Linked DNA regions of Homo sapiens: region 2 is linked to region 1. A link is an interaction called in ENCODE POLR2A ChIA-PET data of the cell type or tissue named here. Cell type or tissue: GM12878. All regions are shown on one strand. Links, peaks and the distances in the headings refer to the core of each region. The heading gives the core; the rest is flanking DNA.

Region 1 (15,060 bases), core at 4,165-9,164:
TCCAGTAAGGACTAAATGACAATATGCATGTAAGGCTCTTCACGTATGGTGTTCTATAAATGCTATTATCACTGTCATCATTACTATTGTTACTATCATTAATATTATTATTGTATTATTATTCCTGCTGCTGCTAAATAATATTCTCAGCAGCTTGCAGCCTGAGTCCCCACCAAGCAGCCAGCAACAGCTGGGTGAGGCTCCCTAGTCAGGCAGATAGGACCTTGGCATGCCCCCCGCTGCTCGCAGTGGGGACGGAGGTCTCACTGTCCACGTCAGCCTTGACTCACGCAGGGAGGGAGGCACTGCTTCTCTGCCTCCAGCAAATCCAGAGCAGCTTCGGGTGAGCTGTTGGACTTCTCTGAGCCTGTGGAGAAAAAGCATGATGTGCTCCTTACATGGGCATTTTCAGGCTGAAGTGTACCAAGGACCCAGCTCAGTGCCTGGCACACAAGAGGTGCTCATAAGCAGTAGGCCCACTTGGGACGGTGTGGAAAGCAAACCTTAGAAGAAATCAGGCTGAAGGGGGCTAAAGCCAGGTCATCGGGATTCACTTGCATTTTTGAAGCAAGAATTAGGGGAGAACAGCCCAGGAGTGCAACACTGATGCAGCAAAGATTCTGGGGTTGATGAGGCTCCCAGAGTCCCTCAGCCTGAGGTGTCTCAGTGGCCACGTTCACCCCACGGCAGTGGGAGATGAAATACGATCACCGGCATTGTAATCAGTGGTGACTCCCAAACACGGCTGCACGGGGGCAAGCTGATCGGCCTTCAAAACCCAAGGCGGGGAGATCACAGAGCACGAAGGAGCGTGGGCCTCCTTTCTTTGTCGTTTGTATGAGACATCTTGATTGGCAACAAAATATTAACCACTTTTTCACTACTCTCTTAATGAGAAGCTTTCGTGAGCAACAAAATATTAATTTGTCTTATCTGTTAAGAATTCTATTAATGAATTCAGTCACAGAGCTATTACAGAATGCCATTCTAATGACACATGTAATTAAACTTTTCTGACTTGCAAACATCAAGCATGCCCTGAGCATCAGAATAATATTTGATCAGAAAGTAAATGTACCCCTCTCGCCTGGAGCCAAGTAAGAAGGAGCCAGTCAGATTTTGCAGCGAGTAATGTTGCTCTCAGAAGCACTTATGAGTCACCCAATCGTGTGTGGCCCATCCAGGTGGCGTACATGGGGAGTCATCATTTGGGTTGACTCACTTGCTAAGTGCCTGAGAGTCACAAGCTCCGTACCAGAGTAGAGAACAAAGACACTGTCCGCAGCCTCCAGGGAGGCGAAGTAACCACTAACAACTGTTCTGGGGGCAAGAGAAAGGAGCCCTTCTGACTGGGGCTTCAGGAGACAGGAATAAGCGAGTGAGAAAGAAGTGTATAGGGACAGACTGGGGCTAGAACATAAAGGTCCTTGAATATTAACATTAAGAGTCTTAGCAATTGCCCTGTGGGCAGTGGGGAAGCGCAGATGTTTGATGGGGGAGTGACAGGGTCAGATGTGTGTGCTGCAAGAGTCTGGAGCGCCTTTTCCAGCCTAAGATTAAACATGCATCCAAGAGGGAGTTCACATAACAGAGGGTCCAGAAGTGAGGGGAGCCTTGTTGATGTTTTCTGAGTCTTCCTCCTCTCTAACTTCCCCAATGGCACATCTGGAGTGCAGCAGTGCCCCAGGGTCTCCCTGGCTTCCACCCAAGGCTCCCCTGATGGGGCAGTGGTTCAGTTCATGATGTCTTCACTTTGCCTTTTTTTTTTTTTTTTTTTTAGGCAGTAGGGTCTCTCTCTGTCACCCAGACTGGAGCACAGTGGCATGATCTTGGCTCACTGCAGCCTCGACCTCCAGAGCTCAAGCGATCCTCCCATCACAGCCTCCAGAGTAGCTGGGACCACAGGCATGCACCACCATGCCTGGCTAATTTTTTTATTTTTTTGTAGAGAGGGGTGTTGCTATGTTGCCCAGGCTGGCCTCAAACTCCTGAGCTCAAGTGATCCTCCTGCCTCGACCTCCCAAAGTGCTGGGACTACAGGTGTGAGCCACCGTACCTGGCCTTTGCCTTCTTAAGGTTGTCAGGAAGTTCAGCCTGGGCCTGGACCTGGTATGTCTCCTAAGGACACCTGAGCCACTGCCTTGCAGGAGGCTTTAGCCTTACCCAGCCCAGCTTGTAAGAGGGAAAACAAATCCACCACTGAGCAGAGGCTAGAATTATGGACGAATGGTGTAAGGCCCCCAAAGACAGGTGCACCCCAGCAGATCAGCAGCCCAGGGCACATGCTGCAGCCCCTCCTGGCAGTGGGTCTCTGGATTATGACGCCGCCTTCTGTTTGTTTGATGAGAAATCAGTAGTGTCTGCTCACGTTCATGTTCCCCAGAGCTAACAAAGTGCAGCCTGTAATTTGTTTACTTCCTGGCTGACTGTGGGTTTCGTTACTGAAGCAGCTGTGTGTCTGGATGTGCTTCTGACCTGGCCCTGTGTCCCCACTCACCTCAGTCCTTGAGGAGGCACAGCCCACTGCCCCCACCTCAGAAGCTAAGCAGAGGCGTGGCCACCAGCAGCACCCTGTGCTCGGCATGACCTGGGCCTGGGCCAGGCGGCCCCCAGGAGTGTGCCTGTGCTTGTGTCTGGTAGAAGGGGAGACTTTGCCCCCAGCCCCTGCTGTGGGGCCCCCACAAGGGGCCATTCCCTGGTGAGATTCCCCTGTAGCCCCTGTCTCCTGGGGACTCAGGTCCAGGCTTTGGGGGCTGGGGTGAGACCCATCTCAGAAGCAGATCCACACATTCCCTCCCTACTCTGGCCCCCATTCTAGGTATTGGGGTTGGGAAGGATGGGGTGCTGCCTCACTTTCTGCAGAAACAGAACATGCAAACCCATTCTGGGCCTCAGCCCTCTGCTTCTCTGACCACCCAGCCTGCACAGCGGCCACTCGGAGGGTGAAGTGACTGTCCCCAAACCTAGTCGGCACATCCTGCCTCAACAATGTCACCCACCCTTCATCTCATAACTGTCTTCCTCACTGTCCTTTATGATCCTGAGGGCCAGGAGACAGGAACGGGCAGAAACAGGGACAGGGCATCTCAAAAGTCACAGGTAATGGCTGTTGGGTTGAACCATCACAAGTGTTGTTGCCAGTGTTGTTACCATTCATACACGGTGCAGGCTCCGTGCCGGTTGTGAGGTCATAAGCATCAGCTCATCCCATACCCCTGCCCCATGAGGCACGTGGGGTTAACTCATTCAGATGAGTGGAGAACTTGCCCATGGGCCTACAGCCACCTACATGCCCTGGCCCAGAGCTCTCTGGGTTTCTTGCTTGTGGGACATAATATCTAGCCCCCAGCAATTCCAAATCTTTGCTGTGGGGCTGTCTGTAGTTCCCAGGCCCCAGTGGAATGTATCAAATTGGATATGGGTCCCTGTGTGTGGAGCTCCTATTCTTACTGGCTGCTGGCCTCTGGCCCCAGCAAGGAAGGAAGCAACATGCTCTGAGACCAGCACGTGGAATTGTTTAGCCAGGATATTCTCAGGGAGAGAAAACATTTTTCTATTGTATTCTTTTTTAAAAAAACAGAAAAAACAAAAAGGCCTACAACAAACTCAGTATATTTCAAATGACTTGAAAGAGCCACTCTTTTTTGTTTTGGGTTTTTTTTTCACTGAATCTCGCTATTTGGGGCTTTCTAATGTCGGCAGGCAGAGTACGGTGATAAAAGCAAAAAACAAAACCCATTAGAAGAAAGTATTTGTGGCAGTGTTTGAAGGATGTGTTAAAATGTTCACTTTTCTCCCCATACCTAAATGGTATAAAACCAGGAACAAATAATTCTAATGAAGCGTATGCTCTCAGCTAGCTCTTCTTTGGAAGGGAGTTATTAAAAAGACCAAAAGAAAATGATTTAGGAGCTCATGACTCATTTAATTTTTATTGTCTTTATATGAACCAGTCATGAATTCATTGTAAAAAGATGAGAGGCGTTTGATTAGCATGGAGAGCTGTTTGCACCACGATAGACAGTGGTTGTAGGCTCTGCATTAAAATAATCTCATTAAATGCTTGGGTACATTTTGTTTTAAAATCTTAGAAAACACTACATTTGAAGCACTTAAAGGCTTTGGCCAATTCTCTGTAGCTTGTGTCAAAAACATCTGAACATCCAGTTCTTTAGAGTTTTGAATGTGCTCAAACCATTGGGAGTAGTGTCCAGAGATCTCCAAGATATGGGGGCCGGGGCCTATGGTACTCCAGCCTGTGGAACCTGTGGGGTGACTCTGCCCTGCCAAGTGTCTCCTCTGGCCTTTGCTTTCTCAGTGCCTCTTTCGAGGTCCTCTTTCCCCTCTTAGGGGAAAGCCTTAGGGGAAGCCCTGGCCTCAGGGCTTGACTTGTACTCAGTGACCACTTCCGGCCCCATCTCCAAGGTACAGGGTCCCACAGGAAGGTTCTGATTCAGCTTCTATACCCTGATTGCAGAACCCAGGAACTCCCCACAGAGTCTCTTCCTCCCTGAGCCTCACTGCCTCCCTACAGAGGCCCAGTCAATGAAGGAGGCCGATTGGTGCCTCTCTTGGCCACTACAGATTGGAGCCTACCCCTCCAAGGCACTCTCTGCACTAAGCAAGGACAAGGGAGTCACCAGGAGGTCCTGCAGCCCATGAGCCATGCCCAAGCACTGCTCTTCCTGGACTCCCCCTCCCCAGCCCCATGCAGCTGTTTCAGGTTTTGTCTACAGCAAACAAGACTGCAGTAAACATCCTTATACCCACCTCTTTGCACATGTGTGTAAGTTGACGTGTAAGATAAGTTCTCGGAAGTGATGCATTTTCAGTTTTGATGGGTTTTGCCAAATCTCTCTCCAAAATGGCTGCACCAGTCTACGCCCTCTCCAACAATGTGTAAGAGTTTTGAACACAGTGTCAGGAGGAAATTCCTAACTGAAAGTCGTCTTGGTCCCTGAAATGAGCCATAGAAGGAAATTTATTTAAATCCTCTCTGGAGTGTCTCAACGACAGGAATCAGCTGTCATGGCTGTGAGTGTGGTCCAAGTTAGAGTCAGGAGCTGAAACCCTTGGTAAGGCCTTCTCAGCCTGGGGATTCAGGATCCAAGGATCCCCAGGAAGAGGGTTGCAGGTTTCCCAAAGGAAAGCAGCAGGTGTGAGGTGGTCTGGAACTTCAGATGACTGCTACAGTGCAGTCTAGAACCTGAGTCCCTTCCCGCCCCAGCTGGGGATGCCAAGCTAATTAGCCAAGGAGCCAAAGCCCCATTCAAGGGCTCAGGCCTGCACCTCACCAGAGGGCCCCATTAGCTGCCACCCCTACTACATAACACTCTGGAGTCCTGGCATGTCAAGAGGTATTTGCCTGCTGGCCTCTAAGGGTGGACAAGTGGAGGGCTCAGAGCAATGTCTCTGGCATGAGCCTTCTGTTGCAGGTGCCTGGGCCTCTGTGTATACCCAGATAATCAGGTTTGTCCCTATACGCAATTTCAACACGCATACCACTAGGTCAGAACTTCCCTATTTGAGTTTTTGAGCCAACTGAAGTTGGCTCTTCGACAGAAGACACCCTCACTTCTGACATAAACTGGAAGTCAGGTGGTTCCCAAAACCACCCTCAGGTTCAACAATTTGCTGGAAAAACAGAACTCATTGTAAGTGTTATACTCACAGTTAAAGTTTAATACAGCAAAAAGAGTACAGATTAAAGTCAGCCAAGTGATGAAGCCCAAAGGGCAGAGCCCAGGAGGGCTCTAAACGTGGAATCTCTGTTCTCCTCTCCCAGTGGAGTCACAGACATGTCACTGTCACAGTGTCAATTTCCCAGAGAAGCTCACCCAGGCCTCGGTGTCCAAAGCTTTTGCTGGAGCTCATTCAAATACTGCCCACATGGCTGCCCTCTCGTCCCCAGCCCCTCTAGAGACAGAACTGGTACCACCTGGCCCAAAGACCCCAGGCAAATAAAGAGACCCCTATGAGGCATGACATTCCAGAGCCTAGAGATTGCCTCCCTGTAGCCAAAGAGGGCAAGGCCAGACCTCCCTGGGTAATATGAATTCTTAACTATCCTTCCTCTCAGGGCTTCCCAGGAGGTAGCATCCTAGGCTAACACACTCCCTGAAATCAGCAAATATTCATTGAGCTCAGTTATGCACAGGAACCACATGACACGCTGAGAATAATACAGTCATGCACAAAGAGATGAGTCATGCGCGAAGAGATGAGTCATGCGCTAAGAGATAAGGGCCTCCCCTTTGGCATCCACAGTCAGAAGAAGACTGACCGCACACACCAGAGGACACCCAAGTCAGCCAGGGACCACACATGCCCCGAGCCTTGGAAGAACCAGGTGCTCTCCCCACAGTGGCTTCTCTCATGCCTCCAACTCCCTCTTCCAGGCCTGAACCTGGGAACGAGCAGGAGGACAGGCCCACTCCAGGTTGCTCACACTGAATGCAGCTGCCCACAACAGCCCTCTTCCAGGGGGCTCAGACAGCTACTTAGAGATTGCTCCAAGTTGCAGAGACTTCTTTTTCTTGAGAGGACTCTGAGAAAAAGGATGGTTCCTCAGGTCTTTGCAGGATGGCAAGTCCGTCTATTATGTCCGGAATTGGTGGGTTCTTGGTCTCACTGACTTCAAGAATGAAGCCGCGGACCCTCGCAGTGAGTGTCACAGTTCTTAAAGGCAGCGTGTCCAGAGTTTGTTCCTTCTGATGCTCGGATGCGTTTGGAGTTTCTTCCTTCTGGTGGGTTCGTGGTCTCGCTGGCTTCAGAAGTGCAGCTGCAGACCTTCAGGGTGAGTGTTGCAGCTGATAAAGTCAGTGTAAACCTAAAGAGTGAGCAGCAGCATTTATTGCAAAGAGCAAAAGAACAAAGCTTCCACTGCGTGGAAAGGAATCCCAGCGTGTTGCCACTTCTGACTCCGGAGGTCTGCTTTTATTCTCTTATCTGGCCCCACCCACATCCTGCTGATTGGTCCATTTTACAGAGAGCCGATTGGTCTGTTTTACAGAGAGCTGATTGGTCCGTTTTGACAGGGTGCTGATTGGTGCGTTTATAATCCCTGAGCTAGACACAAAAGTTCTCCACGGTCCCCACTAGATTAGCTAGATACAGAGTGTCCACACAAAGTTTCTCCAAGTCCCCACCAGAGTATCTAGATACAGAGTGCCGATTGGTGCATTCACAAACCCTGAGCTAGACACAGGGTGCTGATTGGTGGGTTTACAAACCTTGAGCTAGATACAGAGTGCTGATTGGTGTATTTACAATCCCTTAGCTAGACATAAAGGTTCTCCAAGTCCCCACCAGAATAACTAGATACAGAGTGCCGAATGGTGCATTCACAAACCATGAGCTAGACACAGGGTGCTGATTCGTGTGTTGACAAACCTTGAGCTAGAGACAGAGTGCTGATTGGTGTATTTACAATCCCTTAGCTAGACATAAAGGTTCTCCAAGTCCCCACCAGACTCAGGAGCCCAGCTGGCTTCACCCAGTGGATCCTGCACCAGGTCTGCAGGTGGAGCTGCCTGCCAGTCCCGTGCCGTGCGCCCGCACTCCTCAGCCCTTGGGTGGTTGATGGGACTGGGCGCCCTGGAGCAGGGAGCAGTGCTCTTCTGGGAGGCTCAGGCTGCGCAGGAGCCCACGTTGGCAGGGAGGGGGGTGGGGGTGGGGGAGGCTCAGGCATGGCGGGCTGCAGATCCTGAGCCTTGCCCCGCAGGGAGGCAGCTAAGGCCCGGCAAGAAATCCAGCGCAGCAGCTGCTGGCCCAGGTGCTAAGCCCCTCACTGCCCGGGGCTTGCCGGCTGGCAGCCACTCCGAGTGCGGGGCCCGCCGAGCCCATGCCCACCCGAAACTCACGCTGGCCCACAAGCCCCTCGCACAGCCCCGGTTCCCGCCCGCGCCTCTCCACACCTCCCGGCAAGCTGAGGGAGCCAGTTCCCGCCTTGGCCAGCCCAGAAAGGGGCTCCCACAGTGCAGCGGCAGGCTGAAGGGCTCCTCAAGCATGGCCAGAGTGGGAACCAAGGCCGAGGAGGCTCCGAGAGCGAGCAAGGGCTGCGAGGGCTGCCAGCATGCTGTCATCTCTCACTATGAGGGACTAGAATGAAGTGAATGTCGCCGTAACCTCAGTGTTGGTCGGGAAGGTCAGCACTAGGGAGCCAGTATGTTGGTACGTGTGTGCACTCATGCGTGTACATCATCATGTGTACCACGTGTCCATGTAGATGTTTGGGTGCGCTCCCTCCCCCATGTGTGCACACTCGCATGTACTGCATGTGTCCATGTGGATGCCTGTGTGTGCTCACCCACATGTGCACACTCGCATGTACTGCATGTGTCCATGTGGATGCCTGTGTGTGCTCACCCACATGTGCATGTGGTCCTGGCTTGGTCTGGATAAGGGCCAGGGAAGTCTAGACGTGTTCGAGGAATGGCCATCACCGAGGCACCACATGTCACTCTGTGTTTAAGTTTGCTGCATTTGACTGTGCAGGTGAGATGCTACAGTTAGTGGCATTCTGGGGGCCAGAATTGAAGGATTGTTGGGGGAGAGACCCCCCCTTTGCTCCCTCCTCCCACAAAGAGAACCAGGGGTGCTCCTGAGGAGGGCAATGTCGGAAAAGCTCTGAATAATTGTTTCTCAACTGAGTCTGAACTTGTAACATTGACAGTATCATTAACCTAAACTCTAATATTACTCTGGAGTCCTTGCGTTGAACATTTAGTCTCTAAATATTCAGTATTGATGACTCATTTCCATATATACCTGACTCCCATGGATCACTATGACAACATCCCCCATCTCATCTCTGCTTAACTATTGTTTAATACTTAAGTCTCATTTAATTGTGTTCTTTATTAAGGGCAGATACTTAGAAAATCGCTTTTTAAAAGGTGAGAACCATGTCTTTAAAATTGTCTCTTTCCCAGAAAACAGATATGCATCAATACAAAGAATGGTCTAATCTGACATCTGTTTATTTCTGTAAGGAACCTTGATTTTGCTAATACAGTTCTATGCATCAGAGCAAAAAAAAAAAAAAGCCATCCATAAAGAGACAAGTACAGAGATGCAATCAAGCGTTGATAGCAGTATTCAGATGCATCTCAAAGAACATTCAGGAGAGGAAGGATTGCAGGCTTAGTTTTATGTAGCTTCTTATAAATCAATTGTTAAAGTAATTTTCTCTTCTCACATCCAATGAGGTAAATTTGATTTCTGTAGCCAGTATTCATATCCAGAAAACAATATGCGCTTTGTTCTGTAATTATATGATGCCTATCATTTTCACCCAGAGACGTTATTTTACTTATTACAGAGTCAGCTTCTCCTCCGAGCTGAAGCCACAGACAGGTAATGCTTAGGTTCTCACGGAAGAGCCATAACACACCCAGGAGCCCCTCAAGTCCTCCAAGGGCTGACACACACACCCCTCAGCACCTGAGTGATTGCCCAAGAGTTAAGTCTCTGCTCCTGGGGAGCAGGGATGTGTACTTGGTAAGCAGGAAAGAAACAGACAGTGAGGTTAAATGACTGTGTTGGAGGCACAGCACAAGTCATCAGTAGCGGGTGGGAATCCATGCGCGATGGGCTTTTCCATCTCTTCCTGCTGCTCTGAGCTTTGGTCAATTCCAGCGTGCCCCAGCCTGAGGAGTGCAAAAGAGCCTCGAGTTCTCCCGAGGGCTGCAGGACGGAGAAGGGGACAAGTGGGGAAGTGGGGACGAGACTTGAGACCAGTGCTCTGCTCCTCCCGCCAGCTGCCTCATTTTGAGCCTGTGTGGCTGGGTAATATTTGAGTGGACAGGAAGGCAGGTGGGCACCTCGGCTGTCAAACTGAAAGAATCCCCTCAGAAAGCCTAGCTCGGTGCCCTGTACAGTCCCCTCGACAGCTATTTTTTGAGGGCCCACTGTGCACCAGGACTGTGACAGGCACACAGGGCACAAGCCTCCCTGCCCTCCTCTGCAGAGCTCACATTCTGCAGGGGAAGACAGACAGCAAACAAGGTAAGTACAGAAAGCAGCAGGCGGCACAGCAGTGCGTCCACAGGAGGCGCCAAGCAGGGTGTGGGGAAGAGGTTAGGCTCCAGAAATGGGGCTGCCAGACAAGGTTGGAGCAGACTTGCAGGAGAGGGAGACAGACAGACAGCCTGGGAGGAGGGGAGCATGCCTGGCACACTAGAGCAACAGCAAGGGGAGTGTGCGAGGCAGTAGGGTCTGAGAGGGGCTGGCCCCCAGCAAACAAGGCTCTGAGTATGAGGGGCGTGATGTGGCTGGCTCAGGGCAGAGTCTGTGGGCCGGAAGCCGGGGTCCCTGGCATCACCCAGGAAGGTGGCAGCTGGCCAGAGCAGGAGCGATGGAGGTGGTGAGAGAAGACCCCACTCTGAATGAATCTGCAAGGAGAGCCTAGTGTCTCAGCCCCTGGGGAACTGGGCTTTTGTTTTGTTTTCTGGATTGGGGTTTTCAGGGTTTTTTTTTTCCTGAGGATTAAATACATACAAGGTGACGTGTAAGTTCCCGGCACACGGTAACCTCTTGAAGACCGTATGTTGGTATTAATGGGTATCAACCTGAGGTTGATATCTGGGAACAGTGGCCTTGGGACAGCCCTCAGAGCCCAGGGCCCATCTCAACCTGAGGAATGTGGTGGTGCTGATGACTAAACACCACCACACAGGTGGTGATGAGGGCAGGGCCTGCCAGAGCCTGAGGCCAGCTTCAAGGGCCATCATGAGAAGGGGCTGTGGATGTGAAGGCTCAGGAAGGCAGTTTGGAGGGAAAATGCCAGCAGGTCCACAGCGCCAGGCTCCCTGCAAGCAGCTCTGGTTTTTGCCCTCTCGGATGGTGTCTGCCCTGGGACCCACCAACTGGGACGCTGAGGAGTTTCCAAGCCCTGCCACCCTTTTCCCTTTGAAATGGCTGTACCATTTCAGGATGCCATCTCACCACTGAGACTCCAAGCTAAACAGATTTTCCTCCAGACTTAAGTTTTGACACAGGAAACAGCTTAGACTAGAAATATGTCGGTCCCAGAATTGACTAGTCATTAACTTTTCATAAACAACTTAGATATGAACCTTTTATGACTCTTATGATACAGGACAAATCAGCTATCTGGTGTTTTATTTTATCATGGAGGCTTCCGCAGAATGGTAGAAAAGGGCTCTTTGAAGCAGAGCAGTGTTTCACAACAAACTCTCAGGGTTTCCGCAGCCCTCTGCAACATTTTACTTCTTTGAGAGCACTGCTAGGAGTTTTTATCCTGACCCTCCCTGCAAGCAGGCTGCATGTGCTCACCATCTACCTTCCTGCCTTTGCCCTACCCCAAGCTTCACTCTGGGCCGGCACCCCTTCATCCAGCTAATTAGCCAGAAAGTGTCTTTTTTTTTTTTTTTTTTTGGAGGTGGGGTCTCGCTCTGTCACCCAGGCTGGAGTGCAGTGGCACAATCTCAGCTCACTACAACCTCCGCCTCCCAGGTTCAAGCAATTCTCCTACCTCAGCCTCCTGAGTAGCTGGGACTACAGGCGCCCGCCTCCACGCCCAGCTAATTTTTTTGTTTGTTTGTTTGTTTTGTATTTTTAGTAGAGACAGGGTTTCACCATGTTGGCCAGGCTGGTCTCAAACTCCTGACCTCAAGTGATCCACCTGCCTCGGCCTCCCAAAGTGTTGGGATTACAGGCATGAGCTACCATGCCCGGCTCAGAAAGTGTCTTTAAGGGGTTTCGGGACCATTGTGGCCGGGCCCTCTGGAGTGTTAGCAAGAGAGAACATCAGCATTTCAGGAACAGGAGCTCACATGAGTATCAGCGGAGGACCCAGGGAGCTGCCCTCAGCTGCTTTTAGCCCTCATGCCACCACGGCCTTCTCTCCTGCCACCAGAATGCTTCTGTGGGAAAAGGGAGCTCAGAAAGGGCCAGGGAAAGGCAGGAGGGATGATTTGGTGTTTTCTCCAGGGGTCAAGAGGAGTTTTGCATCTTCTGCTAATAATAACAAGAAAAATAACATCCCCTGTGTATATCATGCATCCCACATTCAAAAATACACTCACATGCATTTTCTCACCGGATCTCCCAACACCACATAAGGCAGGCAGGCCGTATATATTGTCCACAATTTACAGGTGGAGAAGCCAGTGCCCAGAGAGACTGGGTACATTGGTCAATGGCAGAGCTCAAGCTAAATCCTGGATGTCCTGAGTTCCCATCACTCCCCACAGATGACAGTGCACAACCCCCTTGCTCATTAGTGAGCCTGGGCCTTCTCTGTACCATCAGCTCTGAGCACCATATCCTGGGAAATGTTTGGTAGCCAAGGCCCAACCTGATGAGGGCTCTCTGTAGAAAACGGGTAATTCCAATTCCTGGCATGTCTGTAGTTGGTGCCTGGAAGGGCCAGCATTGGGCACAGGTCTGCAAAAGGGAATGCAGCTGACTGGGCAAGTGCTTGGTGCCCAGTGCTCATCAGGGGACTCTGATGCAGCCAAAAGCCCCTCCTGCCCATCCCTCCTCTGTGCACTGGCCCAGTAAGACCCCATCGTGTGAGGCTGCAGAGATGACAGTGCTGAGGCTTATTGAGCCATTTCCTGTGGAACCCATGGGCATCCGCCCTTCCTAGTGCTCTTTGATGTTCCTGCCCTGGTTTTTTTGTTTGCCCCATTTTCCCTTTAGTTCTATTTCCCTTCCCTTGGGTTACCAAGATCTCTGCAAGCAGCCTGAAATCATGCTGGGATTGAGGTGGGATCTAAACCATAGGCAGGCCAACTGCAGCCCATGGGCCAAATCCAGGCCACCAACTTTAAATAAAACTTCAGTGGAACACAGCCACGTTCATTAATTTATGTGTCTTGAAGGCTATTTTCATGCTGTAGTGGCGGAGTTGGGTATTTGGCAGAAACTGTGCTACCCATGAAGCCAAAAATATCTGCTCGCTAGCCCCTTAAGAAAGTCAGCTAACCCCCGCTCTAAACAAGGCCTGGCCTCCGGAAACAGAGCTGCTCATCAGGTGAGCAACACCCCTGAGAATCAAGCAGGCAGCCGGTAAATGGGGGGACACGTGGGCCTAGTTGCTTGAAATTGAGAGGGCGTGTGCTGGGGGATGTGTTCAAACCGGGCCTCGTGGAGGAGGGGCCAGGTACACAAGGCCTTAAACAGATGCAGAGGTCTGGGCCCACAATGTGGAGGCAAGATGGGGTTGCTGCTGCCCAGGACGGCTCACCCCTGCAGACAGCTCTGGCTGAGCAAGGGCCAGGCAGAAAGGAACTCTCTCCCAGCTGCAGGATTTCTGGAAAACCAGGAGACAGCTATGGTTTCCAGCCCGTTCAATAAAGAGGCCAGTCTCATCGTCATCTTTGCCCTGTGCAGGACTTTGGAGAGGATGATTCCCTGTACATCACCAAGGTGACCACCATCCACATGGGCAATTACACCTGCCATGCTTCCGGCCACGAGCAGCTGTTCCAGACCCACGTCCTGCAGGTGAATGGTTAGTAAATGGCTCCATGCATGTTGTCCCCTCATAGCCTCCCCAAACTGCTGCTCAGATCAACCCTCGCCCCCTCCTGTATTCTGTCTTCTTAAAGAAATATCTAACCCCAAAATATATCATCTCTCTTATAAGTAAAGGGGAACCGTGTGGAAAGGGCAAAGTCTGTTGACCAATTTTCATATTTGGCTCCACCCAAAGCCTCCACAGGTGAAACAAATCCAAGTGCCATGGCGTGAGCCATTCAGGCCAGTCACGCTCAGCAGCTGGGGCTGCCACAGACAGTGTGGAGCATGGAGCATGCCCCTTAGGCAACACAGTGCTGGTGAGCCGCTGTGGCCTCTGGGTCTAGTGCGAGCAGAAACTGAAATCCACCACTCCTTCCAGGTGGTATGGAACCATATCACTTGTTCAATTAGGAGGCTCTATTTCCTCCGACAAGGGCTTGTGTCCGTCTCCCTCCCCAGGAGGCCCAATGAGCCTCATCTTAGCCAAGCCAGGACAGAAACTGAGGCTTGGAAGCTTTTCCTTGATTCTCACAGGCCCTGTGTTGCCAGGAGTCCCAGAAACTGAAGAATTCACTGCCTCCTGATGACAGTAGCCAGGGTTTTCCCAGCACTTGCCTTGGTCAGTCCCTGTACTCAGCCCTTCACATGGACCTTCCCATCCACGTATCTTAATCCAGTTCATGGATGATTTGCTAAAAAAGGTCACTTGCCTGGGGTCACACAACTGCTGGGTGTTGCTCTGGATCCAGACCCCATACTCTGACCTCTAGGTCACACTGCTGGCTGCCTCAACCTCGTCTGATGAAATAGAATATGTATATAATGCTTGGGAAATGCCTGGCAGAGGATGTAGTTCACAGTCCAAGGTAGGGTAGATACGGGGGTGATTGTTGGTGTAACTCAAGCCAAATTTAGCTATATTTGGTGGACACAGATGGTCAGAGCTGGTGGCCCCTCAGAGAGCCTCCTTCCCATTATACAGTTTGGAAAATCAAGACCCAGAGAAAACGTTCAAGCCAAGAATAGAATATAGGCTGCTTCTCCCTGGAGCTGCCACACTGCCAGCAGTGGGGTCAAGATTCCATGCACAGGCGGGGCCACCACCTTCTGGGACTTCCCCTTCCATGACTCTGCCCTGATTTGGTTGACTAAAGAAACCATTCCAGCAACTACTTCCTCTCTCAAATTATTAGTATAACTTGCCCATAGCCCAGACCTCCCAGAGATGCGGCCCGAGCACTGACGTGATTTATAACTTTGGGTAAACCTCTTGCATTGCTTTCATAGGAAGGAAAAAGAAATCAGACATAAATGATTAATCCATTAAATTAAAAACACCCTTGACCTCCCCACAGTTCAGACAAGTAGCGATTCATTCCCAAAAACACAATAATAACCTCCTGAATCTGTTTATTACTCCCGCATGCTACTTTCGTGACTGTGCCTCTTAAGGATCTATTTACGCTGCCTTTCACATTGGGAATGGTCGGTGTTTCCCAAAGACAGCGGGCCTTTGTGTTATGGATGCAAATATTTTCACTTGAAGATTTTCAAATTTAAGAGAAAATG
Region 2 (15,060 bases), core at 9,011-14,010, 81 kb before region 1:
TTATCCCTGCTCCTGGGCACTATGACCTGGGATTTGTGATGGGCCAGCTGCATAGGAGCCTCCAAGAGGCAAACAGGGTGCAGGATGGGGCTGGGGCTGAGCTGCCGCCACATGTGCAGTGTCACTGGGATGCACACCCAGATCCACAGCTGTGTGTGAGAGTGTGAGTGAGTGTGTGTGTATGTGTGTGCATGAGAGAGAGACAGACAGAGAGAGAGAGACAGAGAGAGAGAGGACACCTGCACGTGCAAGGACCTATTCTCCAGTGTCCTCTCTGCACCTGAGCCTATACTGGGTGCCATGAGCCTCCAAAAGAAATGAAAGAGTTTCTCACCCCAGCCTTGTGAAACTCTTACCAGAGTGTTATCCTCACCAAACACAGAGCACCATTCGTGGTAAAAACAAAAATGGAGGTGAGAGTGTGATTGGCTTATTTAGCTGATGGCTCCTGTTTTTATTAGGAGCCATGACATCATCAAGTGGCATTTCTTGAGCCTCACTTACCAGATGATTTCTCAGTATTTGCCCTTCTGCCTGGAAAGTTCTTTATGAATATTTTAACCACATTTTCAAAGCATAAGTCAGAAGACAGGTTAACACATTCTGAAGCAAAACATGCTAATTCTGTGACACGTGATCTGCACCATATCCACAGGGACACAGGTGCATAGGGCTCCTGCTGGGATCTCAGATGGGAAGACCCTCAGGCTGCAGGCCACTGGCTCCGCCTCTCCGGCCCCAGGTGTTCTCTGAGCTGTGTACACTTTTCTTTGGAGAATCCAAGAGGGTCCCTGTCACTCCCATCAACTGTGGATCCTGAACCTCTCAAAGCATCTGAATCCATTACCATGACAGACAAGGCAGCCAGGAGGCCATTCTCAGGCTCTGGGAACTGATAAATATGGAGGCAGAGAGCAGGCTGGAGTCATTGCGCAGTGTGTGAGTCTAGTGAGAGCCAGCACATCTGCCAAATCCCATCAGGCTGCTGCTTTCGCTCCTTTCCCGGTGTTCAGGGAGTGAGCAGTGCAGATGCATTATGGCTGAGATGTGTCTGGAATCAAACTCCATCGCTGGAAGAGGAGGGCTTTCTGAGCGCTCGGAGGACCCACACCTGGTTTGCTGTTTATCCCCACTGCCAACCCTCCCTCGGCAGCCCCGGCTTCTCACACTGCCAGGCCCTGCATTCTGGATGTGAGCTGAGACCACAGCCTGCGCATCAGCTCAGAAGCTTCAGGTTGAAAAACCCACACGTTCCGCCTGGCACCGACTTTCACAGAAATGAGGGTTTCTGCAGCTCCCTCCACGGGCTGCCCACATTTTGATAAGTTTCCCGTGTAGATAATCCTCAGAACAGCAGTGCAGGTGACGGGGAAGGAGAGCCTTCTCACTCTCCTCCCAGAGGCTCAAGCCCTGGAAATACTCCAAAGATCTCCCGAAATGGCTGGTGTTCGCTTTCAGAGTTGTGGAGTTTTGTTTTATTTTGACCAGGGATTTACTGTCAATCGTTCAAGTCCGAGAGGTTAAGATAAATCTTCAAACCTCAGGAAATTTCTCTGAGCCGTCTCAGGTCTAAAACCCTCTGTTTGGGTCATTCTTCTCTGAAATGCCATTTCCTGCCAAGCTCATGTAAGAGCACGTATCGCCGGCTTATAGCAGACCCGTTTTCTGAGAGCATTCTGAGGCAGTTTCCCTGTAACACCTTTTCTTCTAAAGTAAATGACCCCAGGAGCCCCTTCCGCAGGTGAATGTGGAATGTGTTAACATTTGGGGAGTTCCTTCCTGGAGACTGCAGTTCAATGGCATTGATTTGCAGTCCAGGCACCCCTCACATCAGAGGACCAGAATCTCTGCTTGTTGTCTTGAAAACCCAGTGACTCTTTGGCTTGGCTCAGAAGCTGAAGATCAACACAGAGGAGAGAAAAACACCATGAGCTGCCAGGCCTGTGAGACGCCCGCTCAGAAACTGCTACTGCCCCAGTCTCCCCACCTGTTATTTCAGGGCACACCTGCCCTGCCTGGGGGTGTCTTGGGAGAACAGAGACAGGAGAGAGCCCAGTTCTGGAGAAGGCCCTGCCGGGACCTATGCGGGGCTGCTTTCCCTCTCAGCGGGGCTTGCTGTCTCTACCCCAGTGCACAGAGGTGATGCCTCTTCCTCTGGGGCTGCTGTGGGCTGCCTTCCTAGAGGCCAGGAGCCTCCATGGCCCCCAGGCATGACCCTGAATCCCCTGCCCCCCTGTTTTTGACCATGCTGGCAGAGCTTGCACACAGGTGCACGTGTGTCCACAGCATAACCACAGGGACACACTCACACTTCAGCACATATGCACACACAGGCATACTCCCACACTGTTCCCGCTGTTCTTTAAAAATCACAGTACCTGGGAGTGTGAAAAGAAGTAAGGCCACAGATTTGGGTTGCTCTTGTAAATCACTTGTCTTTACCCCCTGTCAGACCTAAAGCCACCTTTTTATAGCAAATCTTTTGTAAAGCCCCCCTTTATTATCTTGAAATGGATACATGTCATCAAATATGACATATATTTGATATGAGGGATATATCTAAGTTCTATCCCATATATGTGTGGTGTATTATTCTTTGGATATTTGTACCCTGAAATCTCATGTTGAAATGCAATCCCCAGTGTTGGAGGTGGGGCCTGGTAGGAGGTGATTGGATCATGGGGGTGGGATTCTCATGAATGGCTTGGCACCATCCCCTCACGGCTGTCCTCACGGTAGTGAGTCCTTGCGAGATCTGGTTGTTTAAAAGGGTGTGGCATCTCTCTGCCCACTCTCTTGCCCCTGCTCTTGCCCTGTGAGATACCTGCTCCCCTTTCACCTTCTTTCATGAGTAAAAGCTTCCTGAGGCCTCACCAGAAGCTGTTGCCAGCGCTATACATCCTGTACAGCCTGCAGAACTGTGAGCCAATTCTTTTCTTATAAATTACCCAGACTCAGGTATTTCTTTATAGCAATGCAAGAACAGCCTAATACAATGTGATAAAAAGGAGAAATGCAGGAAAAGTGATGAGCATAAAATAAACCTTTCAGTATGTAAATATCTGGGCACCAGCTGCACTCATGGAGGCCAGATGTCAGCACCTACACGTGGAACCCTAAGAATACAACAGCTGCAAACAGAACCTGTTACACGTCTGTTATGTTGACAACTTGAATATTCAAGTGTTGTCGCTTTAGAGATGGGATTCTCCAAAATGGTGAATGATTCTTGATAAAATAGTAAACAGAATCTACAATTGACAGCAGAGGTGCATCCTTGGAATGCCTTTGCCAAACCCGGGGCAAAGGGGGTGAATGTCGTGTAACACATTAGATTCTAGGCTCAAGTAATAGTAACCAGATGTTTTGCTGCCGTGAGTGAGACATTTAAAAATTCAGATGAGATGCCAGGTGTGATGGTTAATACTGAACGTCAACTTGATTGGATTGAGGGATACAAAGTATTAAGCCTGGCTGTGTCTGTGAGGGTGTTGCCAAAGGAGATTAACATTTGAGTCAGGGGGCTGGGGAAGGCAGATCCACCCTTGATCTGGTGGGCACAATCTAGTCAGCTTCCAGCGAATATAAAGAAGGCAGAAAATGTGAAAAGGAGAGACGGGCCTGGCCTCCCAGCCTACATCTTTTTCCCAGGCTGGTTGCTTCCTGCCCTCGAGCATCAGACTCCAAGTTCTTCAGTTCTGGGACTCGGACTGGCTCTCCTTGCTCCTCAGCTTGCAGACAGTCTATTGTGGGACCTTGTGAGAGCTGCAAACAGAACCTGTTACAGGTGTGTAAGTTAATACTTAATAAATAAATATATATATATCTCTCTCTCTCTTTTGAGTTCTGGCCCTCTAAGAGAACCCCGACTAATACACCAGGCCAGCAGAAGTTTTTGTGCAGGATGGTACCGTGAAGGTCAGGATCGCTAGGACCCCTGGCCCCACCCATTAAGTGCTACCAAGGCCCTCCAATCATTGTGACAACCAAAAACATCCCCACAAAATTCCAAAACGCCTCTTGGGGACAGCACTGCCCTTGTTGAGACCGTTTATAGAGACTCCTTGCATGTGCGATGAGTCCATGTGGGAGCTAAGTGCTCCCTTTGCCTGACCCATCAGCCTCAGTCTGGAGCCAGTAACCCTCATCTTGATCACTCGCGGAGGAAGCGACAGCCTCAGACCCGGCCGTGTCTCTATGGATGTGCCCACCACTCAGTCTAGTGGCCACTCAAAGGCCACAGTAGCTCAAGCTCAAAGCAGCTACATTTCTGGACATCACTGACGCCATTGCCTCGCTGACGCTGAGCAAAGTTACTGCCAGCTCCACAGCCGGCCTTTTCCCCTTAGTTAGATGTTTGGGAGGATGCAGCCTCCCAAGGAAGTCTTGGAAACAAAATTAATAAAATTAAACAGGAGGTGGAGAAGGCACCCACACTCCCATATCCCCTCCGACTTCCCTGCCTGGTGACTGACCTCTAGTCCAGCACTACTGCTTCTGCTCTTGGGGCTGGTGACAGGGAGAGTGGGAGGAGGGCTGAGCTGCTGGACAGGGCAAAGGGGGAGCCGGAGTTCATAAGAAGCTGTTGCCCACCTTCCACAAGGAATGCTGACCTGTTAGGGAATCTAGCTGGTGGAGGTTTTCCACTAACACAATAGTAAAAAATAAAGTTCTTAATACCAGGAGAGCTTTAGCATTTATTCATGTTTTCATACAGTGCTCTTTCACTCTGGGGCCACCTGACAGATCTGCCAGTCAACCATAAAAAGTATATGTGGATCCCTCTCCCAGGGATCCAACCAATTTTGCTTTCTCTAATAGGAATAAAAGAGAGGATTGTAAATGTCAGACAGCAGATTGTATAGCAACATCAATTGAACCAGGCATTCATAAGCAAATGTACCATTTATCTAACAAAGGTCTGGGTGGTTTTGTTAATTTAAATGACCTGATGCTGGGGTGCAAATTGAGATGAGGCATTGTCTGCGTATTCAGGTGCAAGTGGAGGTGGATATTGCCACCAGCCTTGGAGTCGGCTGGATCTGCTCCAGTGCAGCACAGCCGGGGAACCAGGCGCAAGGTCTGCATGGCCTCGTGTGTGTTTAACCCTGGGTAAAAGGCCATGTCAAGCCTTAGACATGCAGATTCTGTTTGTGGTTCCAAAGTGAGCCTTGTACCTTCAACCTAGAAAATTCAAAATTAGCTGAGATGACAAATATGGACACTCCAGGGAAAAGACCAGATGGAAACTGACTGAGAATAGTTTGGCAGCCTTGATGCAAGGCCCTCTTTGAATCCTGGGAGGATGAGGGGCTAAATCTAAGAGGCTGTAACCACTTGATTTCCCTCAGCCAGTCCCTGGATGCTAGAGTACCCACACGCCAAAATCCTTATGTAGGATCCCAGGACCTTGGCATGGCCAAATGCCAGCAGGTGACCTTTGAGAGAACCAACCCTTTCAGCCGCAAACTCAGCTGCCTGTGATGGCTGTCAGCTCAGCTCAACAAGAGACAGACCCAGTGCTGTAGCCATGCCCTCCTCCCCCTGAAGCCCTTATACTGGCCTCTGTTTCCCAATTAGAGGAACCAGCACATCCATGCCTTACCGGGAAGCAAGAGCCAGGATGTTGGAAGGAACTGCTCGGCTCTGTCTCTGGGTCTTGGCTGAGAGGCGGGCACCCTCCAGCTATTACCCAGTTTCTCTTTCTGATTTAATCCCTGGTAGTTTTCCCTTCCAGGCCCCTCCTGAGAGCCAGTCAGCTCTCAAGCAAGGTGGCCAAGTGAGCCCTGTCAGGTAGGGGGAAGGTAAGCATGTTTGCTAAAACTGTGTTTCCCAAAGCGTGCTCAGTGGACTATCTGTGCTAGAATCAGCAGACTCTTAAAATGCAGCTTTCCGGGCCTCACCCCATACTTGCTACCCTTCTAGAAGCTGAAAATTTGTTTCTAACAGACCTGCAGACCTTCTAGAGGTGAGAATCTATAGCAGCTCTCCCATACCGTTGCGTTTCCTCAGCTAGGCCTGTCCTGGGCTTCCTCTAGGGAAAGCCAGAGTAAACAGGTTCTTCGTTGAGTTTCCTGAGGCCCTGGTGTTATGTGGTTGAAAGACCAGGGTCAGGAGATCTGGGTTCTGATCTTGGATCTGCTACTAGTCTGCCCCGTGGTCCAGCCACGTCCCTTCCCCACCCTGGGCCTCAGTTTTCCCATCTGTCTAATGACTGCATTTGGCTCATTGCTGGTTCTGGTGTTGGGACTAAGGAGTGAGGAGTGTTCCAGGGAAAGCTCCAAGTGATGGAAGGGACAGGAGGCAGGCTGAGTTCCTCCAGGCCATGGGCAGGCTGCAGCACCTGGTGAAGGTATGCCCACCGTAGGTCCCTGTTAGCAGTGTTCTCTAAGAACGTGAAGTTATTCACCCAAGAGATACAAAGATGCTGGGAGCAGTCTTTGCTTTAAGAAGCTCAGTCTAGGAGATAGGACAAGGACAAACCCCTCCAGGCTCACAGAGCCAAGGTCCAGAGTGTGTGGTTTGGAATGGATGGAAACAGCTCTGTGGAACTGGGCCTTGGCAGAAAAGTCAGATTTGAAGAGAGGGTCTGCCAGGAGTGGGGCACCTGGGAGCAAGCTCTGCGGGCGGGCTTTCTGGCAGGGAGTGGGAAGTCAGTGGAGCCAGACTGGGACCACTGGGAGGGCCTTCAAGGCTAGAGTAGCCAGTGGTTTTAGGCCAATGACAGGCATAAACACCGCCACAGGGTGCTGAGAGAAGGGGATAGTGACCCACTCACTTAGAAGTCACAGACCCCAGGGGACAGCGGCAGTGGGTTACCAAGTGGCACGACTTCCAGTACACCTGTCCATGTTTGTTTGGGGATTGTGAGAAGACTGTATCATATGTGTGTAACAGTCTCTTGGAATTTTCAGAGTTTTGTGGCTCAGTCAACACTGTCAGTGAAACGACATCATGTTAGCTAAAATATATCTTAAAGATAAGCCCATTGGTTTTGGCATTTATTGTTAATTGAATTTTCCCAGAAATGGCAGCAGAAAGATTGTTAATGTTCATGAATTTACATCAAGTTAAACATCTGTTCCTCTTAAGCTAAACTCCAGCAAAGTTACGGCAGCTCCTAAATTAGAGCTGGGAGTAAAATCCTGCTTGTTCTTTGCGCAGCTTAGCAGTTTCAAAATAGACCTCAGAATGACACATCACAACTGAGGCCCCTGTAACGCAGCCGCACTGAGCTATATAACATGGGTGCCAGACAATTAAGCCAGGTTTTTGCTTTGGTGGTGAAGATCGAAGCTTTGCTGGGGCAGCACATGACATGACTTACCAGGCTAATGGGGAAAGTGTGGGAACCAGTGTTGCTAATGTCTGGGGGACAGGCAGCCAAGAGGATGGGGGCATGTCCTGTCTCTCCCCTGGGCCTCTCTGGGGGGGTTCTCAGGTGAGGTTTGGGGATCTGAGCTCTAGCCACCCTGCCAGGTTGAAGAGGGGCTGGAGCCCAGTGACTGCAGCTCCAGAGAGTGGCTGGTTACTATGTGGTTTCTGCAGGGATGGCCTGTGTCTGGTTTGGGAAGAGAGATCCTCACCCCATTTGTTGGCATTCAGAGCAGACCCACCATCCCCCACCCAGGCAAGTCTTTCTTCCCCATGCCTTTGCCCCTAGGTCCACGCCCCCTTCCCCAAAGGGATTGCTTCCAGCAGTGGCAGCTGAGCTCTTTCATGATGTTGAGCCATGTCCTGCGTTCCCCTCTCCAGTACATTTTGGATATTCTTCAAAGGGGGACTCCTGAGAGTAGAGTGACCCCAAGAAGGGAGATTCCAGCACCCCGGAGACTCATGGGGCTGTGGTCTTATAGTGGCCTGGGGATTCCCCCCACCCACCTTGACCCCACATTCTGCCTGTGTATAAAGCTGTCCCCAAGAACACAGATGGTCCACAGGGTCGGCTCTGTTCATTTACTGATCAGAGCCGGGGCAAAAAACAGGGTCTTTCCTGAAGCTATGCCATAGCCAAATTCATCCACAGGCCTCCTTACCTGGGTGGCTGTTTCAAGCACAGGGCGCTCAGCTGGCCTCTTCACAGGGTGATCCACGGCTCTCCTGACCAGCAATGCCAAGACAAGAGGGCAGAAGCTTTCCTCCTCCTCTCCAGAAGCAATTCCCAGGCAGCTGCCTTGTGCCCACCACACTTCTATGCAACCTAGTGTCCAGAGACCACCTTGCCACCACCCCTAGCCTGGCCATGCTGGAGTTCACTCCATGGGAACAGCATTGCAGGTTTTGGGTTGTCCCCACTGGGTGAGGTATGGAGGTCTGGGCTTCAGTGAGCATGGCCACATGTACCACATGGTCAGCATGCCCCCCAAGGAACTGACATGATGGGTGACACAGGCACTAGCCCCCTTCAGAGATCCAGACCCGTCACCATGGTGCAGGGTGGCTGGGATTGTCTCCTCTTCAGGGCAGGGCCGTAGCCACTCTCCAAGCCCACCTGCCACCTGTCTTCCACAGTCATACCGGTAACAGACACTGAATGAGCCCCTTCTATGTGTGGATGCTGGGCCAGGTGCTGGGGGTACACCTGTAAGCAAGGCCCCACTGCACTGGAGGAGCTCACAGTCTAACAGGGAGCCTGATGATCCACAGTGGATGAAAAAGTCACAGAAATTGAAGGCTGGAGAAGGCTGGCAAGAGAGAACAGGGCAGCACACGAGGGTGCCCGTTAGGCAGGATTGGTGTGTTAGGCGAGGGAGGCTGAAGGAGTTGGTGAAGAAACACCTTGCAGTGAGAGAGTAGGACGGGGCAGCAAGAGAGAGCCCACTTTCCCGCCCCACCACCATGCAGGTGCCTCACCCCTGGGATCCAAGGCTTGGGCCTTGACCACATGGCCTGTCTCCCTCTCAGAATCTGAGCTCCCGACAGCCTGTGTAGCACTTTCCACATTGCCCACATTACACAACGCCTCCCTCCCCTTGACTCTTCGGAGTCTCCCAGCCCCACCCACGCCTTTTACAGGAGCTTCACCTGCCACAGAATGAAGATGGTCCCTTTGAGCACAGTCTGGCAGGGGCACAAGTGGCTGATGGAATATTTACAATGTCTCCCTTGCTTCCCTTTGTTTTGCAATAGAAAGTGTTTCTTTGATGGACATTTAATTCCAGAGACTGCTACCTGCTACCTATCTCCCTTTGCTCAAAAATTAAATGTGGATGTGCCTGTTCTCCTGCTATAATCATCTTCCTCTGTGTGAAGGGAGTGCAGTGGGAATGAGAGAACATTAGAATCTTCAAAGAGGGACAATTATTGAGGGAACTAGATTAATGAGGTGTCATAACAACTTAGCCGGATCTGCGACTGACCTTTCTCATGGAGAACGGGCTTGATAAATGTAGTTCATTACCAAGTTCTGACATGAAAATAGGATCACACTCTGGGCTCCTCGGCAAGCTGATCAATATTTTATCTGCCAAAGCAGGCCTGGTCTGGGAGCAGGAGGAGCCCCACGCATGTGCTGGCAAGGAGCCTGAGGCCAGGGCCAGGGGCTGGCCAGGCCAGCCCTGTGGCATGGAGGGCACCCAGGCTGGCAGGAAGGTGGCTGAGCCCTTCACAGAGCCTGCCAATGACGCTGTCAGTGTCAGGCTTACCAGGACATGCAGCCTCTCTCCCCAAGAAGCCCCAGATGGGGCATGTGCACTGGCGGTCAGGAGGGAGGGAGAGGATCAGGACATCTTCTGTCTTCTGTTTAGCCATGAGCACTGATTTAGTTGCCAACCTGTCCCAGGCCCCACAGTAAAGGGGACAAAGACAAATGAGCCATACCCCTCCCTTGGGGCTTTGAGCCCATCTCACCAAGAGAAGACCCCAGGCCTCGCCAACCACTTGCTAAGTCCTCACATTTCCTTGTATGCTATGACCCTGGAAGGCAGTAAGAAGCTATTATTATCCCCATGTGAAGATAGGGAATAGGAGTAGGAAGGGCAGGGGAGTGAATGCCTTTCCTAAGGTCTCACAGCTGAAGTCAGGTGGTCTCCTGATCCTCCACCCAGTGTTCTGTCTGACCTTGTGGTGACTGTCATTAGCAGTGTTAATATCAGGTAGACACGGCAGCCTAAGATGAAGTCTGTGTCCCCCTGAAGACCTTAGACAAGGTTGTTATAGGGTGAGCCCATCACCCTGGCTCCAGCTTCATGAAAATGCCCTGGAGCCACAGGACTCTGGTCCTCTCATTCAACAAGCATTTCATACTGTAATGCTGCATGGGGAGCTGTCCACTTCAACTCCTGCCTGCTCAGAACATGTAATCCCATTAAGGGGACATAGCAGATGCTGAAAGCCGCCCATCCAGCTTCCCTCAGTCAACCCCAGAGGTGATGTGCAGCTTGGATGGACGATTCCCCATAACACTTGCCAAGAGCATCCAATCCCAGGCACCTGCAGCTTCAGCCTGAGGACATTTTCCGGTCTCAGGCGTGGACTCAGTCCTCATTTGGGAGGTCCAGAACTGCTAGCTGGAGGTGGTGAATTCCTCCAAGAGCAACCTCAGCTAATAGGGATGGAAGTCAGTAGAAAAATATCCTGGCTCCCTCCCACCTCAGTGAAGCAATTCTGCGGTGTGTTCTACACAGTCCCTCTGAGGACCCCATGGGATTGAACCCCCATTGCCCACGGCGGCAACCCACTCATGAGTGAACCCTTTGTTGGCTTTTCTCCCTTCCCAGTCTACTTCCTGTTCCTTCCAGCACTTCTTGGGATCATCTTCAAATATGCTGCTTGCCCCTAGATCCTCATCTCAGGGACTGCTTTGGGGGAGCCCAAACTAAGGCTGGGGCAAGCCTCACTCAGAAAGGATTTCATAGCAGGCAGAAAGGAAAGCTGAGGGAGAAGGCAGTCCCGTGTGGGTGTGTGTGGGTGTGTGGGTGTGGGTGTGTGTGGGGGTGTGTGTGTGTGTGGGTGTGTGGGTGTGGGTGGGTGTGGGTGGGTGTGGGGGTGTGTGTGTGTGTGGGTGTGTGTGTGTAAGTGGACAAGCTTCCTACAGACGAGGTGGATTGGGCCTGAAGACAGGAAGGGGGTGGGGCAGCATGAGAAAGCGCAGCTGTGTTCAGAGCATAGGGAATTTCCAGCTATGGAGGGGGCTTCCCTGAAATTCTCCAAACCTCACTGTAAGGCTTGACTTAGCCAAGGTTACCACAAAGGCAAAGACAAAATCCCCTTATTTAGAACAACACAAAGTTCTCTTTACCTGGAAACCAGCAAGACTCAGAGAAAACACTGAAATGACTTTCCAAACATGTGGGCAGAAACTTGTGCAGTCCAAATCACGGCGGTCCTGCCCACTCATGAAGCAGGTCCCCTGCGGGTCCCAACCTGGCAGCCCCTGCTGAGCCTCATTCAAGGCATGGACGTCAAGGTTATATGCAAGCATCCCACCTTTTCTCTGGAAGAGTCATGCCTCCGGATTAATCAATGCTGAAGTTCAACTGTATTCTGAGTCTCCCCATCCCAGGCTGAGTTAGAGAGGCCCTGGCAATGGGATCCGGGCCCCAGCTCAGGGCTCCTTATGGCATTCTCTCGAACCATTCTCTCGAACTCCTGACCTCAGGTAATCCACCTGCCTCGGCCTCCCAAAGTGCTAGGATTATAGGCGTGAGCCACCGCGCCCGGCCTGCCACTATCATTCTCAACATCATCTTGACCATCACCCACAGGGGCACCAGGGAGGAGTGGGGTGGTCCCCAAGCCTCTGCCACACACCCCAGGGACCTTCCCTCCGAAGGAGTAAAGTATCCTGTGGATCAAGGCTAAGGCTAAGACTGGACCCTGCCCCTGTCCGGAGAGATCTGATTCCCTCCCTACCTGGGAGCCAGGCCCAACACACACAGTGTCAGGGCACGGAGAGTGATGAAGGTAAGGGGTGCCAGCTTACATCAGGTGATGTTTAAGCAGAGGCCAAGATGAATACACCAGGTGGAGATTTGGGTGAATAGCACTCCAGCCAGGGGGATAGTCAATGCCAGGCCCCTGGGCAGGAGCATGCCCAGTGATCAGTGCTGCTGAAGTCCCCTTGGTCCCCCCATACCCCCCACCTCTCTTGTAGTCACCTGTGTGGAATTGCTGGGCAGGTGGGCAGGGCTGACTGGGGTGAAGATAAGAAAGACATGAACCTTGGGTGTTGACACTTTCTTGCCCAAAATGATTGGAATTTTTTTTTTTTTTTTTTTTTGAGACGGAGTCTCGCTCTGTCACCCAGGCTGGAGTGCAGTGGCGTGATCTCGGCTCACTGCAAGCTGTGCCTCCCGGGTTCATACCATTCTCCTGCCTCAGCCTCCCGAGTAGCTGGGACCACAGGCGCCCGCCACCATGCCTGGCTAATTTTTTGTATTTTTGGTAGAGACGGGGTTTCACCGTGTTAGCCAGGATGGTCTCAATCTCCTGACCTCGTGATCCGCCCGCCTCGGCCTCCCAAAGTGCTGGGATTACAGGCGTGAGCCACCACGCCCAGCCAATGATTGGAATTTGAGAAGAATAGGAGGAAGATCAGAAAACAGGTCTCGGAGCCCGCACAGCAGACGAGGGCTGGACTACGTGAAAGAGCTCATTTCAATAATGGGCTCAGTGTCACTCATGGAGAGGGCCCAGCTTCACATCTGGCCAGCAGTGTGTTGACAGCACCTGCATCTGGGAGGTGGATTTCGGGATGATTTATTTTCTTTTTCTTTATTTTTATTTGCACTTTCCAAGTGGTTCTCTGATGGGCATGTATTTCTTCTAGAATTAGACAAATGTTTGAAGCTGGAAGAGGGGAGGGAGCCTTTAGCTGAAGACATGTCCGGTGGTGTCCAAAATGCCCAGTGCTTCACACAGCTAAGTCACTCCTATCTGACCCCACAGTGAAACCAGCAGGGGGCAGGAATGTAAAAATAAAACTGGAATTTGGTAACCTATGACTTTGACACACCTTGCTAGGAAAATATCTATCCTGGAAGCCAAGGCCAGCTGTGAAGGAGGAAATCTATCCAGGGAGACTGAGCTGGAGGCTGCAGCTTTGGGGCATCTGCCTCTGGGGGCTGGAAGAAGGCAAGGAAGGAAGTTTTCCCTCCCCCACTCCACCTCAAGCCCTGTGGAATTCGGATGACAAAGGCAGGGAGTGAAGGCAGGGAGCCACCAAGAGGGCAGCCCTTGGAGATGAAGGCTCAAAAGCCTTCCCAAAAAGCGAGTTTGGACTTTGGGATCTCGAGTGATCATCTGCACAGAAGCAGAGCTCTGAGCATCAGGCTGCCTTTCCTCCAGGGTCCATGGCCCTTCCCCAGTGCTGTCGGGCACCAGAGGAGCTCAGTAATTTCGGACAAATGACTTCATGATTTAAGTTTGGGCAAAGTTCTCTCTTGCAACTCATTAAAGCACAGTTGCTCCTGGGGTAAAGAAGGATTTAAGATTCTGTTCCTGGAATCCCTTGGTTCATCTCAGGACCCCAGTGGCAAGCTTGGCCCAGGCATGGAGTGCCCTCAGTAAAGGGAAGAAATGACGAAGGAAGTTTTGAACAGCATGATGTACGGTGCCACACACTTCCCCAAGGCCTTGGAGGCTCTGCCTGGGTTGTCCCACTGCCCTCTCCTGCCTGTCTTGTTTCACTCTCCACCTGACTCAGCCCCTCTAGCCCAGCCACACCAGCTTTCACCAGTCTCCAGACGTGCCCCACCATGGCTCCTGCACGCGCAGTCCTGCTCCTGGCCTGCTCTTCCCTCTGCTTCCTCCCACAACTCCTCCTCCTACAGGTCTCATCCTGAACATCCCTCCCTTGGCCTCCCACCACAGGCACCCACAGTGCCCAGGACTGGAGGCTGCCCAGCATCGGGCACACAGTATGTAAATAAATACTGGTAAAAGGATGGGAGTGGCCTGGACAGTGTGGGCCCTAGCAGGGGGTGGGACCGTGGGCTCAGGGAGCTGATGCTGGAGACCTGGAGGGCCCACCCCTTTCCCCCAGATGATTGACTTCTAGACCTGCACATACCTTCCTGACCAGAAGGTGTCTGTTGGGCAGTTGCCAGGGTGAAGCAGCCAGAAGTCTGCGCTCACAGGCAGCTGTGAGGATGTGAGGTGGGGCCGAGCCTGGGGAGGATGCTGCAGCACCCCACTTCCATCCCAGCAAGACCCACCTGGATGGTTTCCCCCACCTGCCAGTGTTGGAGGTGTTGTCCAGCTGCAGACCCCTGCTCACAGGGGGACGCCAGTCCGTGTAGCTCTACAGACTTGAGAAATGGGTTTGCCAGCTGGTGACCCCAAGAACTCCCAGGGCGCTCTCCATGCTTAGGCCAGCCTGGCCACTGGGGTCCTGAGACGAAATAAGAGGCTCCCAGAAAGGAATCTTGCCCAGGGCAGCAGGCAGCTCAGAAGTGGTTTACGCCCCACCAAGGTCCAGGAGGAAGGTTGGGGGGATCTGCAAGGATGGGGCATCCTGCCCTTTTGACCCAGCCTGTCCTCACCTTCAGGTGGCCCTGCTGCAGCATGTTCTTCGGAGCCTGATTGTCCACCGGTGTTTCTGAGTACAGCCTCTTCCTGACACCATATCCACCTGCTGTGTACATCAATTTTTCAGTATCTGGGTATAAATGCCCCCCACTCCAGGAAGTCCTGGGGGCTGCAGAAATGCTGGCTCCTGCAGACCCTCCACACAGGCACACATCCATCTCCATTTACCCCAGCAGCTGGCCCCACCTCCACTTTCATTCTGTACCCCCACTTCTGGTCTATTTGCCAGGACAAAATTTCAGCCTCTTTCAGGGAGTGAGGAGCTAGACTCAGGCAAAACTATTCCTCCTCTTCCCCAAAACTTATCCTTATCCAGGCCCAGAAAAAGGAAAAACCCATCAAGTTTTGTAGGGGCACAAAGCCACTATTTTCAATGCCCTGTAGCTCTACAGACTTGAGAATTGGGTTTGCCAACTGGAGGCCCCAAGAACCCCCAGGAATCAATATCCTACCAGGCAAAAGAGGGATGCAAGCAAGGTGAGGGTGTGGGAGAGAGGCGTTCTTGTCAGAGCATGAAGACTCCCAGAGAGC

Evidence for each region. Peaks named below come from ENCODE experiments on the same cell type or tissue, not always from the same donor. Only the 100,000 strongest peaks of a DNase experiment are listed, where the experiment ranks them.
Region 2: POLR2A ChIA-PET joins it to region 1 with 5 read pairs; 2 of 35 experiments call an interaction of 5 or more read pairs at or near these places.

Annotation. Positions count from the first base shown.
Region 1 is chr5:133,231,840-133,246,899 of GRCh38, reverse strand. It overlaps FSTL4 (follistatin like 4), which reads left to right. Exons shown (of 16, transcript NM_015082.2): 8 at 13,363-13,483. Among named protein-coding and RNA genes, the nearest start is that of FSTL4-AS1, 17 kb to the left of the region's middle. RefSeq lists enhancers at 212-1,411, 2,572-3,093, 5,815-6,315, 6,106-6,385, 6,316-6,816 and 1 more. In GM12878, for the core only: no CTCF peak of the experiment used is centred there; DNase peaks (open chromatin) are centred at 4,402 and 6,209; H3K27ac peaks cover 1,979 bases.
Region 2 is chr5:133,318,167-133,333,226 of GRCh38, reverse strand. The region is part of intron 4 of FSTL4 (follistatin like 4); the gene reads left to right. Among named protein-coding and RNA genes, the nearest start is that of CTB-3M24.3, 62 kb to the left of the region's middle. RefSeq lists enhancers at 521-1,044, 1,045-1,568, 3,803-4,510, 13,188-13,704, 13,705-14,222 and 1 more. In GM12878, for the core only: no CTCF peak of the experiment used is centred there; a DNase peak (open chromatin) is centred at 11,146; H3K27ac peaks cover 1,023 bases.